2 separate regions of the Homo sapiens genome follow, and region 1 is linked to region 2. Evidence: read pairs that join two places in POLR2A ChIA-PET (ENCODE). Cell type or tissue: A673. All regions are shown on one strand. Each heading gives the region's core, and the rest is flanking DNA. Links, peaks and the distances in the headings are about the cores only. Region 1 has its middle 28 kb from the start of PKHD1. Region 2 has its middle 15 kb from the start of IL17A.

Evidence for each region. ChIA-PET counts read pairs that join two places held together with the same protein. Peaks named below come from ENCODE experiments on the same cell type or tissue, not always from the same donor. Only the 100,000 strongest peaks of a DNase experiment are listed, where the experiment ranks them.
Region 1: POLR2A ChIA-PET joins it to region 2 with 10 read pairs; 2 of 35 experiments call an interaction of 5 or more read pairs at or near these places.

What each region holds. Positions count from the first base shown.
Region 1 is chr6:52,110,697-52,120,929 of GRCh38, forward strand. No RefSeq gene overlaps it. Among named protein-coding and RNA genes, the nearest start is that of PKHD1, 28 kb to the left of the region's middle. In A673, for the core only: no CTCF peak of the experiment used is centred there; a DNase peak (open chromatin) is centred at 4,695; H3K27ac peaks cover 2,508 bases.
Region 2 is chr6:52,166,624-52,176,856 of GRCh38, forward strand. No RefSeq gene overlaps it. Among named protein-coding and RNA genes, the nearest start is that of IL17A, 15 kb to the right of the region's middle. In A673, for the core only: no CTCF peak of the experiment used is centred there; no DNase peak of the experiment used is centred there.

The DNA of each region.
Region 1 (10,233 bases), core at 933-8,932, 56 kb before region 2:
GGGGTTGTTTTTTTCTTGTAAATTTGTTTGAGTTCATTGTAGATTCTGGATATGAGCCCTTTGTCAGATGAGATTGCAAAAATTTCCTCCCATTCTGTAGGTTGCCTGTTCACTCTGATGGGAGTTTCTTTTGCTGTGCAGAAGCTCTTTAGTTTAATTAGATCCCAGTTGTCAATTTTGGCTTTTGTTGCCATTGCTTTTGGTGTTTTAGACATGAAGTCCTTGCCCATGCCTATGTCCTGAATGGTATTGCCTAGGTTTTCTTCTAGGGTTTTTATGGTTTTAGGTCTAGCATTTAAGTCTTTAATCCATCTTGAATTAATTTTTGTATAAGGTGTAAGGAAGGAGGATCCCCCTAACTTGTCACACAATGTCTACACTCATTCTACCAATCCAAGTCACCAAAGCCATCATTTTTCAATGGAAAACTAATTGGCACTTTTCTCCTCAAAATTGTTCAATGGCTTTCCTATAAAGTCTAGAATTTGTAATGGAGCTGCCTGCCACAATCTACCTAATTTTTTTTTTTTTTTTTTTTTTTTTGAGACGGAGTCTGGCTCTGTTACCAAGGCTGGAGTGTGATGATGCGATCTTGGATCACTGCAACCTCCACCTCCTGGGCTCAAACCATCCTCCCACCTCAGCCTCCTGAGTAGCTGGAACCACAGGTGCATGCCACCACGTCCAGCTAATTTTTTTTATTTTTGGCAAAGACAGGGTTTCACCATGTTGCCCAGGCTGATCTGAAACTGCTGGACTTAAGTGGATCCGCCCACCTCAGCCTCCTAAAGGGCTAGGATTACAGGCATGAGCTGCTGCACCTGGCCTGGAATCCGTCTAATTTTTCATTCACTCAGTAAATGTTTACTGAGAACTACCATGTGCAGGGATAGCACAGTCACTGAAATTCTGCAGTGAATAGAACCGTCAAAAAGTCCTGCCCTCAGGAAGCTTACAGTTTAGTGGGAGAGAGAGATAGTAAACAAGAATAGTAAGTAAAATAAATAACAGGTTAGACTGTATGAAGTGCCAAGGAGAAAAATATAGAAAAGAAGAGAGGAGATCTCATGATGGGAAGTAGAATTTATGATAGGGAAGTAAAGAAAGCCATGAAAGAATGAAATAGCAAGCCCATAGATGTCTTGGTGAGCAAGTTACTACCAGCAAAGGGACAGCAAGTGCAAAGACCCTGAGAAAGGAACATGCTTGGCATGTTCAACATTTAGTGAGTAGGCCAGGGTGACCAGAGTAGGAAAGAAAGAAAACGAGTTCAGGGACAGTGGCTGGTATAGTACAGGAGATGTTGCATACAGGAGATGTTTCATACAGGACCTTTTAAGTCATCAAAAGTACAAGGCCTTTACTCAGCATAAGATGGGAAGAAGTGAAGGGTCGTGAGCAAGGGAGTGACTTATGATTACCCACTGTGCATTCTGGGGATTTGTCGCAGGCACTGGGGATTGAGTATTAAATGAGATAGTCAAGGTCTTTGTTCCCACCCAGGTCTCATCCTACTGGGGGAAGACAGACAATATGCAGTAAATAAAAAGTGAACAAGATAATCTCAGATCTTGAGAAACACTATCAATAAAAAAGTAAAATCTATAATGATGAGATGGGGGTAACAAGGTTGCCCAGCATTTTCAGACGTTCAGGGAAAGCCATTTCAAGGCAGTGTTTGCTGAGACTGAAATGTAAAGAAGGAAGTAGCCTTGTGAAGATCTGGGGGCAGAGATTCCACACAAAAGAACAAGTGCAGAGGGAGTAGAGTGGGCATGGGCAGGAGTATATGAGGAATGGAAGGGAGGCCTGTGTGGCTGGAGAAGAGTTTGTGGGTGGTGGCAGGGGCTGACATGACAGAAGCCAGCAGGGTGTATGCAGTTTATGGAGGAGGTCATAGCAAAGCTTTTTTCACATTTTATTTTATTTTATTATTTATTTATTTTTATTTTTTATTTTTTATTTTTTGAGACAGAATTTCGCTCTGTCACCCAGGCTGGAGAGCAGTGGCACTATCTCAGCTCACTGCAAGCTCCGCCTCCCGGGTTCTTGCCATTCTCCTGCCTCAGCCTCCCGAATAGCTGTCATATTTTATTTTAAATAAAAGGGAACACTAGCCAGACACAGTGGCTCACATCTGTAATCCCAGCACTTTGGGTGGCCGAGGTGGGAGAGATTCTAACTAGAAAGCTTTAGACCAGGAGTTTGAGACCAGCCTGGGCCAAAAAAGTAAGACCCTCATCTCTAGAAAAAAAAAAAAAAAATTTAATTAGCCAGGCATGATGGTGGCCTGTGGACCCAGCTACATGGAAGGCTGAGGCAGGATGATCACTTGGGCCCAGGAAGTTGAGGGTGCAGTGAGCCATGTTCGTACCACTACACTCCAGCCTCGGTAACAGAGTGAAACTGTCTCAAAAAAAAAAAATGCAAAAATTAATTCAAGATGGATTAAAGACTTACATGTTAGACCTAAAACCATAAAAACCCTAGAAGGAAACCTAGGCAATACCATTCAGGACATAGGCATGGGCAAGGACTTCATGTCTAAAACACCAAAAGCAATGGCAACAAAAGCCAAAATTGACAAATGGGATCTAATTAAAGTAAAGAGCTTCTGTACAGCAAAAGAAACTACCATCAGAGTGAACAGGCAACCTACAAAATGGGAGAAAGTTTTTGCAACCTACTCATCTGACAAAAGGCTAATATCCAGAATCTACAATGAACTCAAACAAATTTACAAGAAAAAAAAACAACCCCATCAAAAAGTGGGTGAAGGATATGAACAGACACTTCTCAAAAGAAGACGTTTATGCAGCTAAAAAACACATGAAAAAATGCTCATTATCACTGGCCATCAGAGAAATGCAAATCAACACCACAATGAGATACCATCTCACACCAGTTAGAATGGCGATCATTAAAATGTCAGGAAACAACAGGTGCTGGAGAAGATGTGGAGAAATGGGAACACTTTTACACTGTTGGTGGGACTGTAAACTAGTTCAACCATTATGGAAGTCAGTGTGGCGATTCCTCAGGGATCTAGAACTAGAAATACCATTTGACCCAGCCATCCCATTACTGGGTATATACTCAAAGGATTATAAATCATGCTGGTATAAAGACACATGCACACATATGTTTATAGCGGCACTATTCACAATAGCAAAGACTTGGAACCAACCTAAATGTCCAACAATGATAGACTGGATTAAGAAAATGTGGCACGTATACACCATGGAATACTATGCAGCCATAAAAAATGATGAGTTCATGTCCTTTGTAGGGACATGGATGAAACTGGAAGCCATCATTCTTAGCAAACTATCATAAGGACAAAAAACCAAACACCGCATGTTCTCACTCATGGGTGAGAATTGAACAATGAGAACACATGGACACAGGAAGGGGAACATCACACACAGGGGCCTGTTGTGGGGTGGGGGGAGGGGGGAGGGATAGCATTAGGAGATATACCTAATGCTAAACGACCAGCTAATTGGTGCAGCACACCAACATGGCACATGTGTACATATGTAACAAACCTGCATATTGTGCACATGTACCCTAAAACTTAAAGTATAATAATAATAAAATTAAAAAAAGAAAATAAATAAAATGGTACCCATTAGAAAACTTTATAATAAAAAATCTGATTTGTTGTAGTCAAATTACTTACAATAAAACATATAAATAATCACATTATTTATAATAAAATTATCTGGTTTTAAAATATTATAGCTAATTTGGTACATTAATTAAAGGGAAGTAAAATCTGGCAAAAATTACCAATGGCATGGAATAAGGTGGTGACAGATGGGAGGAGGTAGATATGCATGCTATTTTGGAGGACTTGATGAAAGACTGGGTATAGAGTGTGAAGAAAAAGAGCAATCAAAGATGCCACCACCATGAATATGGGGCCTGAGCTACTGAGTGTCATTTTCTGAGATAGGGAAGAACATAAAGTAGGGGTGAGAATACAAAGTTATGATTTAGCCACATTAAATTAGAGATACTTCTTAGACTCCCAAATGGAGAAGTCAGGTGGGAAGTTGGATATATGAGGAGAAAGATTGAGGATAAATAAGTCTGGAGTCATCTGCATGTGGATACTATGTAAAGCTTTGGGGCTGTGTAGAATCACCTAGGGAGAGATTCTAACTAGAAAGGTGTAAGAAGTCACCAGGGCACTCTAACATTTACAGGCCAAGCAAAGGGCCAAGAAAAAGTAACTGAGAAGATGCAGCAAGTGAGTTGAATACTGCAGCTGAAATGCCAATACAGGACCAGGAAAACAATGGTTGAGCCTGGCAATCTGAGAGTCACTGGTGACCTTGCAAGAGTGATTTCACTGCAGGGAGGAACAGAAGCCATCTGTTAAGAGGTGCAAATAAGATGAAAGCATGGATACAGAGACGATGAACAACTTTTTTGAGAAGTTTTACTACGGCAGGTTTTTGTGGTGCTGGGGGTTGTTTTTAGTGATGATCTTGAAGCATGCTTGTATGACCACGGAAAAGTTCCAGGAGAGAGAGGAAATGATTCTCAGTAAGGGGTGTAATCCTACTGCACTATTCAGACTTTGTCCTAATTAATTCCAAGTTCCCAAAGGTGCATTCCAGTTGATGTTTCTAACCTTCCAGAACCATAGATTGTGCCTCCAGCTGTGGCCAGTCATTGGGGAAAAGATTGTCCTTAGTCATCAGGAGGCTGGATGATAGAGCGTGAATGAATCAACTCAAATCCATTTATACAGCTGGGAAAGAACTCCAAATGCAGGCCATAAAAAGAGTGCATCAGCAATGGCACCAAAGTTACATGCAGCTGATTATTGTTGACTGACATACAGAACAAGCCTGCTTTTAAATTTGGGGGATGTTCTCAATACCCAGCAAGGATAGACAGCACCCCAGGACAGAGAATGTCTCTAAATCATTCCAATATCCACAGCACCTAGTATAATAATGGGCATACAGGAAGGAGCTATGCAATAAAAGTTTGTTGGATGAATGATAGGAAAGAAGGAAGGAAGGAAGGAAGAAGGAAGGAAGGAAGGGAGGAAAAGGAGGAAGGGTAGGGGAGGGTTAAGGGAGGATGATGGGAGGGAAGGAGGGAATTTTGTAAGACGTAAGATTACTGTCCATATGCATAAGTCTAGAGATCTAAAGTATAACATGAAGATGACAGTTAATAAAATTGTATTAGGGACTTTTGTTAAATTAATAAATTTTACAAAAAAGGTAACTATGTGAGATGATAAATATGTTAATCTGCTTCACTATTGTAATCTTACTATCTATATGTATTCTATAATAGCATGTTGTAAACCTCAAATACACACAATAAAATTTATTTCAAAAAAAGATTACTGCCCCTATCATGGCTCTAATGACCCATGTGAGTTTCTGTTTGCCTTTTTTACTTAACACTCTTCACCAACACCAAGTAAACTAAAGCACCTGTTAAAATTTGAATTTGTTAGTAAGCCACTTCTCAATACACATGCACACCGTCCACACAAAAGCACACAATTTATGGATGGTGTATTACCCTCTCTTGGAGATAGGCAAAGGACCCCACTTGATCAGCCAAGCTTTTAACTTGCAATTAATCAGTAAGGGTAAAAAAAAAAAGAAGCATAAACAAATTCACCAGGATCCCTTTCCCGCACCTGTAAAAAGACATTTATGATACCATAAAGATCAAAATGATAAGAGGCCCGGGAAGACCCAGAGGTAGGCTGCCTTGTTATTTACTTTGCAAAGCAGAGGCTTATTTCAGTGCTTCCATGGGAATGGGAGTCAGCCTTGTGGTAGAACCACCCACCAGTGCAGTAAAGCATGCTTGCCTCACCCTGATTAAGGGAATCCAAAGGAAAATATGGCCATGCATTTTTGTCTTCAAGAAAGAACCTGGATCCCTGCACTTATGAGCTCTGAGCTGGATGAAGAAACCAAAGGGACATCTATACCAACTATAGCTGCTCCCATTTCACTTCCTCCCCTTTGACAGCCACTGGGTCTGCTTCCACAAGAAATTTATGGTTTATGCAGCTGCTTTGACAACAGGTTTGGGGCTTCTTTGGTTTCAGCCATCAGCTCAGCTCCATGCAGCCCTCCTATATCTGCCAGGGCTTAGGAGGTGTGCTACCAGCCACCCCCATCACAGGGGCAGCAGATGTTCTGAGTGAGGGGAGGGGGAAAATGAATGTGTCTTTCCCCCTCCACCCTTACCATCCAAACAGCATAGAGTGTCAACTCTGACTTTCTACAGGTAAGGTCAGAAATAAGCTGGGAAGATGGATGTATACCACTCAGTAGCATGGCACAGTGTTCTCCACACATTTGTTTATTCAGTGATACAAATATATAGGAGGGGAAGAGAGGACCAGTCAACTTCCTTGCCTTAAAAGTAAAGCAAAGCTGTCACTGATGATGTTCAAAACTTCATCTTCAACCAAGTTCCCTCCCACCTCATGATTCAAACCATTTATCATGTATCCTACTAGATATCATCACAACATGCCTAAACTGAACTCATAATCTACCCTCACAACATTTCTGCCAAATGGACATCTTCCTAAACTTGTTCCTCCCCTCCAAGCCCCCTACAATAGCCAAGTCTATGAAGTCCTCGTCTTATCTCTCAAACTCAGTTACCTCTCACCTTCCCCACAGCCATTACCCTCACTCTAGCACCTAATACCTTTTGCCTGAATTACCATTGCTGTCTCCTAACTGGCCTCACTTCCTCAAATCTTGGAAATCTCTGCATCTAACAGTATGTGACAATACACCCTAAGGTGACCCCACTGCGCCATGCACTTGTATAACACCCTCCCCTTGAGTATGTGCAGGACCTGTGACTTGTTTTAACTTAAAAAAGAATATGGCAAAGATGGTGGGCTGTCACTGCCTTGATTACATTGCATTATGTAAGAATCCATCTTAGCCAAAAGAAGTGAGAGATTCTCCTTCTGACTTTGAGGAAGCAAACAGCTATCTTGGGAACTGCCTATGGTGAGGGCCATGTGGAACAGAGCTGTGAGCAGCCTGTAGGAAATGAAGGGGGCTGACAGCTGACAGCCACTAAGAAGCCAGGACTCCCATCTATATAGCTGCAGGGAAATGAATTCTTAAAAAAAAAAAAAAACACTCATTGAACTTGAACTTGGAAGCAGATTTTTCCCCCAGTCAAGTCTCAAGTCTCAAGTCTCTGGATGAGAATGCAGACGAGGAGACACTTGACTGAAACCCTGTGAGACTCTGCAGAGGGCCCAGTTACATTGCGTTTGATCAGTCAGGTAAAAAACTGAGATAGTCATTGTGTGTTGTTTTATGCCAGTAAGTTTGTGATAAATTGTTACTTAGCAATGACAACCAATAAAAGCCCAATACTTTATTCATGTTTAAACTCAAGAAAAAGCAGTTTGATTATTTACTTCTTCAAACCCGTACTCCCTTGACTCCCACGTCCACTCCATTCTTTCTAAATCAGTGAGTGTTCCTTCTGCAGTGCATGTCCCTTATACCCTGGCACTTCCCAGGGCTCCACTGTTGACCACTTCCCCACTAGCTCTTTGTAGTCTCCTTCGTCAGTGTCATCTACTCCCTCTGACTCTGCACTGGTAAGTCTCAGATTCAGACCTATCTCCTGAACTGCATAGGGGACAGATCCAGCTAGAGGACTCACAGGCCCCCAAAATTCAACCTGTCCAAAAGTAAAGCTATCATCCTTTCTGTTAAACTTGTTCTTACTCCTCTTCTCTCCTTATTTTATGGCCAGAACCTAGAATCACCCTAGACCCTTTCTCCCTTCAAACTGATGCCTTGTCAACCACCAAGACTCAACAGTTTGCCTTCTATTTCTCTATGTCTACTGCATCCCATTCTCTCCATACCTATCACCTTTGACCTGGGTCAGGTCTTCATCCTCTCTCATGGTGTATATCACAAGGATCTCATAATAGGTCACTCTACTTCAAGTCTTGCCACCCTAAAATTCACCCCCTGCATAACTGCCAGAGGGGCTATACAAAACATAATCTGACCACTATTCAAACTATTCAGTGTAGCATCATGTCAAAGATACGCAAGATGCTCCACAACCTGGCCTTTGCCCATCTCCCCAATCTGAACTTCCATCACTTTACAAAGCCAACTTTAGTAGCTTTACTGAAATATAACTAGCATATAATAAGCTATACTTATTTAAAATGTAACATTTGATACGTTTGGGCATATGTATACATCCATGAAACTATCACCACTATCAAGATAGTAAAAATATCTATCATTCCCAAAGGCTTACTCATGCCCTTTTGCAATATCTCCCTCCCACCTTCCCCAACTCATCTTCCCAAGCAACCACCCATCTGCTGCCTGTCACTATACATTTATTTGCATGTTCTAGTTTTAAAATAAATAATTTATCTAGTAATTCTTATTTCTGTCTGGATTATTTCACTCTGCATAGCTATTTTGATATGCATCCATATTGTTGCATGTATCAGTTAATAGTTAATTCCTTTTATTACTTAGTAGTCTATCATGTGTCTATGTCATAATATGCTTATCCATTCACCTGTTGATAGATAATTGGTGGTTTCCAGCTTTTTGGTTTTTACAAATAAATGCACTGTGAATATTTGTGTATGCAAGTCTTTGTATGAATATATGCTTTCTTTTGTGGGGGTAAACAACCAGAAGTAGGATGGCTGGATCATAGAGTAAGTATATGTTTAACTTTTTAAGAAACTACCAAACTGTTTTCCAAAGTGGTTGTACCAATTTACATTCCCACCAGCAGTATATGAGAGTTCTAGTTCCTCCACATGCTCACCAACACTTGGTATGATCACTTCTTTCTCTTTTAATCATTCTAGTAGTATCCCATTATGGCTTTAATTCTCATATCCTTAACAACTAATAAGTTTAACATGTTTTCATGTGCTTATTTGCCATCTATATATTTTCCTTGGTAAAGTGTCTGTTTAAATCTTTTGGTCACTTTTTTTGTCAGGGTAGACATGGTTTACTTTTTATTATTGAATTTTGAGAGTCCTTTATATATTCTGGATAGAAGTTCTTTATGAGATAGAAAATTCTGCAACTATTTCTCCCTAGTCTGTCTTTTTTTAAGCTCTCAACAAAAGATTTTAATTTTGATGAAGCCTAATTTGTCTTTTTTTTTTTGTGGATTAAGCCTAAGAAAATTTAGGCTTGACCCATAAAAGGTATTAGGCTTAAGAAATCTTTGTATAACCCTAGGCCACAGAGATTTCTTTCTATGTCTATTTCTAGACATTTTATAGTTTTAGGTATTGCATTTAGGACTATGATTGATTTTAAGTTGATTTTATTGATTAGACCACGAATCAAAGTTTTTGTTTTTGTTTTTGAGATGGAGTCTCACTCTGTCACCAGGCTGGACTGCAGTGGCGTGATCTCGGCTCACTGCAACCTCCACCTCCTGGGTTCAAGCAATTCTCCTGCCTCAGCCTCCCGAGTAGCTGGGACTACAGGCACATACTACCATGCCCAGCTAATTGTTTTGTACTTTTAGTAGAGACAGGGATTCACTATGTTAGCCAGGATGGTCTCAGTCTCTTGACCTCGTGATCTGCCTGCCTCAGCCTCCCAAAGTGCTGGAATTATAGACATGAGCCACCGTGCCCAGCCAAGGTTGTTGTTTTTTTTGTTTGGTTTTGTTTTTTGTTTTTTGTTTTTTTTAGCATGTACATATCCAATTGTTCCAGCAACACTTGTTGAAAGATTCTTCTTTCTCTACTAAATTTCCTTTCCACCTTTGTTAAAAATTAGTTGTTCATATACATGTGAGATTATTTCTGTACCTCTATTCTGTTCCATTGTCTATGTTAATGCCAATACCAGGCTATGTTAATTATTGTGGCTTTATAATAAGTCTTAAAATTAGATAGTATTAGACTTCCAAATTTATTCTATTTTAAAGTTGTTATGACTTGGTCCTTGTGAATTTTGGAATCAGCTTGTCGTTTTCTACTGGTAATACCCATTTGCAGCGATTCTGTTTGAAATTGCATTGAATCTGTAGATCAACTGATATCTTAACATCACCGAGTCTTCCAACTCATGAACAAGGTATATTTCTCCATTATTTCTTCTCCTTTAGTTTTTCTCAAAAGTGTTTTATAATTTTTTTTTTGAGATAGAGTCTCACTCTGTTGCCCAGGATGGAGTGCAGTGG
Region 2 (10,233 bases), core at 1,325-9,324:
AGGTGATAAGTTATAGGTGGATTTTACTATTATATGAATATTTTTCTACAGGTTCCACTTTTTCAAAATGTGCATAGAAGCGTTGCTTGCTTTCGTGTTACTCCGAGCCAATGGCAATAAGCATGGGCATGTGACTGCAGATGTCCAGGACTGCAACTGGAGCTGAATTTGGAAGAGTAGCTTCAGATCCTGGGGTCTCTAGTCAAGGCTACAAGCCCAGGATTTAAGAATAGCAAAGACTGTTCTCTGAACACACGATAAAGGAGGAAGATTTCTCTCCTTTGTCCTTTTGACACTCCGTTCTACACCCTTTTGTCATTCTACCCTTTCCCCACTGCTTCCTCTCCTCAATTTCTGGGTGCTCTTAGAGTCACAAGAAAGACTTATCAAGTAACCCACACCACCATGTGCACAATTTCACATCACTCTAATTTTTCTTTCTTTCCTTTTTTTTTTTTTTTTTTTTAGACAGGGTCTCTCTCGGTTGCCCAGGCCAGAGTGCAGTGACACTGTCTCAGCTCACTGCAACCTCTGTCTTCCAGGCTCAAGTGAGCCTCCCACCTCAGCCTCCGGAGTAGTTGAGACTACAGGTGCACACCACCATGTCTAGCTAATTTGGGGAGTTTTTTTGTTTTTTGTTTTTTCTTTGTAGAGGCAGGGTCTCACCATGTTGCCCAGGCTGTACTTTCATATTAATAAAAAGACAGTTTCAGGAAATGGCAAAGCTTGTCTGTAGGCAAAGAAATGTACCTTGGACAATGTCCTTTCTAGCACTATAGGACTGCCTGGTGAGAAAAATATGACAATCTGACTATGTTTTGAAGATACTGTGGACCTAGCCCCTCCTAAGTGCAAATACAGCCTGGACTTTGGCAGCTGAAGTTTTAAACCTTCTATTTCAGAACAGAGAACCCAGAAATAAAGCTGCACACCTACAGCCATCTGATCTTCAACAAAGTTGACAAAAATAAGAATGGGAAAAGGACTTCCTATTCAATAAATCGTGGTGGTGTAACTGGCTAGCCATATGTAGAATAATAATACTGAACCCCTATCTTTCACCATATACAAAAATTAACTCAAGATGGATTAAAGATTTAAATTTGAGACCTTAAACTATAAGAATCCTAGAAGAAAACCTAGGAAATACCATTCTAAACATCAACCTTGGGAAATAACTTATGACTAAGTCCTCAAAAGTGTTGAAACAAAAACAAGGATTAACAAGTGGGATCTAATCAAACAGAAGGGTTTCTGCATAGCAAAAGAAAACTATCAACAGAGGAAAGAGACAACTTAGAACAGGAGAAAGTATTGTAAACTATGCATCTGACCAAGTTCCAATATCCAGATTCTGTAAGAAACTTAAATCAATAAGCAAAAAGCAAATAACCCCATTAAGAGGTGGGCAAAAGACATGAACAGACATTTCTCAAAATAAAACATACAAATGGCCAATAAACATATGAAAAAAATCTCAGCATCACTAATCATCAGAGAAATGCAAATCAAAACCACAATGAGATACCACCTTACAACAGTCAGAATGGCTATTATTAATATTAAAAAGTCAAAAACAACAGATGCTGGCAAGGCTTCAGAGAAAAGAAAATGCTTATACATTGTTGGTGGGAATGTAAATTAGTTCAGCCACTGTGGAAAGCAGTTTTGAGATTTTTCAAATAACTTAAAACAGAACTACCATTCAACCCAGCAATCCCATTACTAGGTATATACCCGAAGGAAAATACATCATTCTACCAAAAAGGTACATGTACTCATATGTTTATTGCAGCACTATTCACAATAGCAAAGACATAGAATCAACCTAGGTGCCCATCAACAGTGGATTGGATAAAGAAAATGTGGTACATATACACTATGGAATACTACGCAGCCATGAAAAAGAACAAAATTATGTCATTTGCAGCAACATGGATGCAGCTGGAGGCCATCATCCTAAGTGAATTAACACAGGAATAAAAAATCAAATACTACATTTTCTCACTTATAAGTGGGAGTTAAACATTGAACACACATGGACGTAAAGATGGGAACAACAGACACTGAAGACTGCTAGAGGGAGGAGGAAGGGAGTGGAGCAAGGGTTGAAAAACTAACTATTGGGTCCTATGCTCAGTACTTGGGTGAAAAGATCAATCACACCCCAAACCTCAGCATCACACAATACAGCCAGGTAACAAACCTGCAGGTGTATCACTGAATCTAAAATAAAAATTGAAATTATTAAAAACAAAAGCAAAAACCTTCTGTTCCGTTTCCCTGTGGGCACCAAAAAGTTTTCCCTCCCCTGCATCATCTTAATCAGTCTCTAGTCTCTAGTCCCAGAGACCCTTGGATGGGTCTCACCTCACCCAAATATGGAGTGAATCTCATTAAAGAAAAACGAACTGCTTCAGTTTTCCTCAAACCCCACCTCACTTCAGTCTCTGTTACAGCATGCATTAGTTCATTTTCATGCTGCTGTTAAAGACATACCCGAAACTGGGAACAAAAAGAGGTTTAATTGGATTTACAGTTCCACACGGCTGGGGAAGCCTCAGAATCATGGTGGGAGGTGAAAGGCACTTCTTACATGGTGGCAGCAAGAAAAAAATGAGGAAGAAGCAAAAGCATAAATCCCTGATAAACCCATCAGACCTTGTGAGACTTATTCACTATCACAAGATCAGCCCCCATGATTCAATTACGTCCACCTTGGTCCCTCCTATAACACATGGGAATTCTGGGAGATACAATTCAAGCTGAGATTTGGGTGGGGACACAGCCAAACCATATCATTTCACCCCTGGCCACTCCAAATCTCACATCCTCACATTTCAAAACCAATCACGCCTTCTCAACAGTCCCCCGGTCTTAACTCATTTCAGCATTAATCCAAAGTCCACAGTCCAAAGTCTCATCTGAGACAAGGCAAGTCCCTTCTGCCTATGAGCCTGTAAAATCAAAAGCAAGCTAGTTACTTCCTAGATACAATGGTGTTACAGGTATTGGGTAAATACAGCCATTCCGAATGGGAGAAATTAGCCAAAGCAAAGGGGTTACAGGGCCCATGCAAGTCCAAAATCCAGTGCTGCAGTCAAATTTTAAAGCTCCAAAATGATCTCCTTTGACTCCAGGTCTCACATCCAAGTCACACTGATGCAAAAGGTGGGTTCCCATAGTCTTGGGCAGCTCCACCCCTGTGGCTTTGCAGGGTACAGCTTCCCTCCTTGCTGCTTTCACTGGCTAGGGTTGAGTATCTGTGGCTTTTCCAAGTGCAAGGTGCAAGCTGCCAGTGGATCTACCACTCTGGGGTCTGGAGGACGGTGGCCCTCTTCTCACAGCTGCACTAGGCAGTGCCCCAGTAGAGACTCTGCATGAGGGCTCCAACCCCATGTTTCCCTTCTCCACTGCCCCAGCAGAGGTTCTCCATGAGGGCCCCAACCCTGCAGCAAATTTTTTCCTGGGCATCCAGGCATTTCCATACATCTGAAATCTAGGCAGAGGTTCCCAAACCTCTGTTCTTGACTTCCGTGCACCCACAGGCTCAACATCATGTGGAAGCTTCAAGCCTTGGGGCTTCTACCCTCTGAAGTACCTTGGACCCTTTCAACCTAGGCTAGAGCAGCTGGGACACAGGTCACCAAGCCCCTAGGCTGCACACAGCACGGGGACCCTGGGCCCCGCCAATGAAACCACTTTTTCCTCCTGGGTTCCAAGCCTGTGATGGGAGAGGCTTCCATGAAGGTCTCTGACATGGCCTGGAGACATTTTCCCTGTGGTCTCAGGGATTAACATTAGGCTATTTGCTACTTATGCAAATTTCTGCAGCTGGCTTGAATTTCTCCTAAAAAAAAATGGGTATTTCTTTTCTACTGCATTGTCAGGCTGCAAATTTTCTGAGCTTTTATGCTCTGTTTTCCTTTTAAAACCGAATGCTCTAAACAGCACCCAAGTCACCTCTTGAATGCTTGGCTGCTGAGAAATTTCTTCCACCAGAAACCCTAAATCATCTCTCTCAAGTTCAAAGTTCCACAAATCTCTAGGGCAGGGGCAAAATGCCGCCAGTCTCTTTGCTAAAACATAACAAGAGTCACCTTTACTCCAGTTCCCAACAAGTTCCTCACCTCCATCTGAGACCACCTCAGCCTGGACCTTGTTGTTCATATCACTCTCAGCATTTTTGTCAAAGCCATTCAACAAGTCTCTAGGAGGTTCCAAACTTTCCCACATTTTTCTGTCTTCTTCTGAGCTCTCCCAAACTGTTTCAACTTCTGCCTGCTACCCAGTTCCAGAGTCGCTTCCGCATTTTCGGGTATCTTTTCAGCAATGCCCCACTCTACTACTGGTACGAATTTACTGTATTAGTTCGTTCTTATGTTGCTGATAAAGACATACTCAAATCTGGGAACAAAAAGAGGTTTAATTGGACTTACAGTTCCACATGGCTGGGGAGGCCTCAGAGTCATGGTAGGAGGCAAAAGGCACTTCTTACATGGCAGCGGCAAGGGAAAAATGAAGAGGCAAATGCAGAAACCCCTGATAAACCCATCAGATCTCATGAGACTTATTCACTATCACAAGAATAACATGGGAAAAACGGGCCCCCATGATTCAATTACCTCCCCCTGGGTCCCTCCCACAACACATGGGAATTCTGGGAGATACAATTCAAGTTGAGATTTAGGTGGGACACAGCCAAACCATATCACAGCATCAGATCTAAGATCCACTTACCTAATCAAGCAGGTCCACAACAAACTCTTCACTCATCTGCAGCTACATGAGATTAAGAATGCTGGAGTGTAGCTTTCTAAGAGGGTTCCCACAGTCTCAGGAGATAGTTTTTATTATGGAAGCATGTACTATTTCTAATGACCAGGAATGTGCCATGTAAACCACAGCCTCTGGGGCCCGTTAGCCTGGGGCTCAGATACCTGAAAGGTATCCAAGGGCATCTGAGGCCTCTTAAAGCGTCGCATGCAAGAAAGAGGATTATTTCCTCCTCAGTTGTGCCAAGATGCTGGTATTCTGCAAACTCCTACATCAGAGACATCTGAAGAACAAAGCTCACAATTATACCCATTTTCAAAAGATCCTTAAAATTTTGAAAAAAATTTTGTATTTTCTGACCATTTTTCCTTTCCATTTGTATTAATTCACCTTAAAGAAATAGCTTTTTAAGAAAGATAAAAAATTATAAAATATTTATTACCGTAACAGTGCAGATTTCATTTCAGTTACAATTTCATTCCTTCTTATATTTCCAATATTTAGCTTTGATACATTTTTGGGCTGTCTTTTTAATTGCCATGTTGTTTGAGATATCAAATCAAAGTCATTATATTTTTATTCAATATATATTTCTCATTACATGCTATTTTACTTATACTTCTAAGACCACATTTCTATGCCATCTGCTAACCTTTCATCAATTTTTTTTATTTCTTCTAGGGATTGTATTGTCAGATTATTAACTTCAATCAGAAAATCTTTTCGTAGGGAAAATACAACCCTTTTACTTCTCTCATCTTGTCGATTTCTCATCAGTAAGCTATGATCTCTTTTCATTTGCATAGTTTCTGTTAGTAAACTTGAAACTTTATTTCCTTAGAAAATAGGTCATAAGGGCCAGGCACAGTGGCTCACCCCTGCAACCTTAGCACTTTGGGAGGCCAAGGCGGCCGGATCACTTGAAGACAGGAGTTTAAGACCAGCCTGGCCAACACGGTGAAATGCTGTCTCTACTAAAAAAAAAATATATATACATATAAATCAGTTGGGCATGGTGGCGTACACCTGTAGTCCCAGCTTCTAGGGAGGCTGAGGCATGAGAATCATTTGAACCCAGGGGGTGGAGGTTGCAGTGAGCCAAGATCTTGCCACTGCACTCCAGCCTGGGTGACAGAGCTAGACTCTGTCAAAAAGAAAGAAAGAAAGAAAGAAAGAAAGAAAGAAAGAAAGAAAGAAAGAAAGAAAGAAAGAAAGAAAGAAAGAAAGAAAGAAAGAAAGAAAGAAAGAAAGGGAAAGAAAGAAAGAGAAAGAAAAGAAAGAAAGAAAGAAGAAAAGGAAATAGGTCATAAAATAATCTTAACTATTAAGAATCCATCTATTTTTACTAACATCCAATGATTAGTAAGCTGCAACCCAGCAGTTTAAATTATAGTATTAACCTATTTTGTTAACTCACCAACACTAGATCATTCTGTCAGTTGATATAAACTATGGATTCTTCTTCCCTTAATAATCTTAATAATATCTCTTAATAAAGAAACTATGTACAATGAACTTCCTCCTCTTGCACTTATTTGTATTTGAGTGCCTGAAACCTATTAGACATTCTCCTTTTGTACCTCATAGTTGTAATACGGATCTAATTTACCAATGAATTCTACTTAGTTAAATTTGAATTCATTTATTTCTGAAGTGTCTCTTTATTAAAAAGCTGTACTTTTATTATATTTAGCATATGGAATTTAAGATACATTGTTTTAGCTACTTTGCTTTTAAATATATCTTTCTGCCCTTAAATATAATCAATCTCAATTCTCAGTATCCAGCATTTTTAACTGACTGCAGTGAATTGATCACATTCTCATCAATTAGCAATTAATTGACTAAAGATGAAGAACCATGGCTTAGGAAGTTTGTATAGTTTATTTCAAACAGCTTAGATTGTAGAAGAGCCATGATTACAACCCATGTATCTGACTCCAAATACCCTAAAAGAGCTTAGAATATTACTGGAAAATATAAACACTCTCACAAAGAGAGAGAGACAGAAACAAATGTTAAAACCCCTTTTTTTAAACAAGTGGTACATGCAATATGTGTCCTCAACTGGAGTGTATGGTGGGGGATTATTCAATGAAATCTTCTCAACCTCATCCCTAGCTAAGAAGACGGCTCCAGGAGGAAAGAGTGAAAGATTAGTCAAAGGTCAGCAGAGATAGCCCCATGGATTTGAATGGGATCACAAGACAGGTAGGTAGGCTATGGATATTGGGTGTGGGAGTGCTGTAAGTGAAAGACTTTTCTGGCAAACATCAATCATCAGAGCTGCAGAAAGGGAGTTCTTCTCACTGCCAGCTGCGCCATCTTGCTTTCCATCATTCAGCTAAGACAGACCCTATCACCCTCCCCCCATACCCTACCACTTTCCTAAGTTGCCTCTTCTTCAGAGTCACATCTTCAAATCATCTTTATCAAGTATTAAAAGGAAAAATCACAATAAATAAATATGAAAGCAAAAAAACTGAACATACAAGATGGCAGATATGAAACTTAGATAGCTAAACTCTAGTCACAAATTTCTTAACCAAGAAAATGTTCTAAAGACATACAGGTCCCTGCACGTCTTTTCATCTACAAGGATACCCCTGCCTGAAATTATTTTAGGGGGCCTTGTTAAAAAGGAGATTAGTCCTTTCCGGAATTCAGTTTTTAGTCTTTCAAGGATGCCCCACATTCCCTTCCCCCAAACTAGTCAGTTGCATCCTACTCCCAAAATCAGTGCTCTGAATCAGCCAAATCTGTGATTTCCCTAATCTCTGGCCTCTTTCGGTGACAAAAGTCCTTTTCCAATCTGGGCCTAAGAAGTCCTGGGGGACTCTGACCCTCTAGGGGTTCTAGGATCATCTTGTGTGTGTTCTCCTGGCCTGTGATAGTGCTTGGCTCAGCATTTAGTGAGACGGCTTCTTCACCTTGAATTTCCCCAAGCGCAGCATCTAAGCAAAGACTCCATCACTGTGGTATAGCATGAGGTGGCAAGTTTCATGTTGGTCTGGCTCAGTCCCAACTTCCCACACTCTTTTGGCCAAATCCCTAATTAAATCTGTTTGCCAAATGTCCTTTGTCTTTTAATGAGAGCTGTGGATTCACCCCCTGAAAACAAATGCACACACACATGAATCTTTGCATGTGATTTTAGGAGGTTCACAGGTATTTGGAATCTCATTCATGGATTTTCTAGAGATCCATGGACTCTACTTTAAGAACCCCTGTCTCATAACCTCCCATCTTTCCCAGGTTCTGGTCTAAGGAAACCATACAGTACCTAGCTTGTGTGTAAGCACAGATGTCTCATAGCTGCAAATCTCATGTCATCAATCTATCCTCTCAACTCTGCTTTCCTACGATGGACTAATAACAAAAGTTGAAGCCTTTATCATTGCAGTTTTCAAATCATGGAGCCATACAACCGTCAAAAAGAGAGGGACTGTCTACTCTCTGAAGAAATAATTTACAGGAGAAAAGACATGGAGAAACAATGGGATCACTTTGAAAGACAGAAAACTAGCTGAACAGAAGCAGAGCTGGAGTTATAAAGGACGAGGCTAGGCAAGAAGGGCAGCCCCACATGCGGAGGCCTTGATGTAAAACTGAAAAGTCCAAGCTATCCTATAATAATTTTACTTAGGAAAACCTTTGAGGAGAGCAATGGCTTAGAAAGATGGATGTGGTTTTGAGGAGCAAGATGGACAGCAAGGACGAGGGTCTAGAAACCAGAAAGTCCATAGCAGGATGTGGTGACTAAGGTAAAAGCATGAGGGAGTGGGGGTCTGAACAAGGATAGAAAGAACTTCTCCAACTACATAGCAGAACTATAGAGAATCAATAGGACTCTGCAGCAAATTGAAATTGGTGACAAGACTCAGAGGGAGGTAGAAGGGGAACAGGAAAAGATAATGAAAAAGCTTTGAGCCTAGTTGATTTTGAAGATACTGCTTAAGGATAAAACAAAACAATTAATGGGATTTGCAACTGGAATTAGTTCAGTTAGAAATGAAGATAAATTTCCACTGCAATTGTAGCATCTCTTTCGCTGAATTGTTTAGATAAAGCATAGATGCTTAGCAAGTTTCTAACACCTAGCAAATTGACTGGATACGCTCTCAGGACAATTTCTATTTTTCATTCTGTAAGTCCATGAGTCTAAAGCCATATAGACATGCTGTCCAATGCTGCAGATGAAAAGTGAAAAATCAGCCCACCTGGATATTATGGTACATAACTAAGTTATATTTGTCAACTACTAGGCAAGGCATTCTAATGAGCTGGATTTTTCTTTCTTCAAATGTCTTGTTATTTCACGAATCCACCCCATGTGAAGCAATCTCCTACTTACAGTGACAGCCTGGGCAGGTAGAACTTATTTCCTGTATATTCCGCAATGCATAAAATTTTGAGCTTCATCAGAACTCATTATTGTAGATGATGCTTAAAAATAATACTATAGGCCGGGCCTGGTGGCTCACACCTGTAATCCCAGCACTTTGGGAGGCTGAGGCGGGTGGATCACCTGAGGTCAGGAGTTCGAGACCAGCCTGGCCAACATAGTGAAACCCCATCTCTACTAAAAATACAAAAAAATTAGCCGGGCGTGGTGGCAAATGCCTGTAATCCCAGCTACTCGGGAGGCTGAGACAGGTAAATCGCTTGAACCCGGGAGGCGGAGGTTGCAGTAAGCCGAGATCGCACCACTGCACTCCAGCCTGGGCAACAAGAGCAAAACTCCATCTCAAAAAATAAAATAAAATAAAATAATAATAATACATAATATTTATGATTCTGTCCAAAGAGCATTATACACAGTATCTACTCTAATCCTTACAGTAACTTTATGATGTAAGTGCTATTATTATTATTGCCATTTTAAAGATGAGGGGTTTGAGGCTTAGAGAATATTAAGTACCAAGGTCATGTAGCTACTAGGCAACAGAGTAAATCCAGGTGCGTTTAACTCCAAAGCTTTTCTATTAGTGTGTGAACAGTTTGAGTGTGTCTAAGCCAGTGGTCCTTGTAAAACTGTATATTCCCTGCTGCTCTTTTTAAAACTAATTCTTCAATAAATGTTTATTAGATGGATAGATAGGATGGTTGAAAGGATAGATAAATGGATGGGTGGGGATGTTTGATGAATTAGGACAACCAATGGACAATACATTTCTGCTAAGAACCAGGCTCCCAAACAAAAGCATTTGTAGAGCCTTCCTGTTTGTGTACCAGGTACTCAGCTGAAGTGCCTCTTCTAGCAACAAGCATAAAGGCAGGAGATAAGTGTGTTTCTCACCTGTGTCAAGTGGTCTGTCAACCACTTCCCTGATGGCTATTAACTCATCATCTCCAGCAGATGTTGTGTTTAACCCAGATAGGGCCCTGGCTCCCCATCTCTCACTTTCAGGTGTTAACCTCACTACATGTGGTTGCAATGCTCTATACAGCATATCT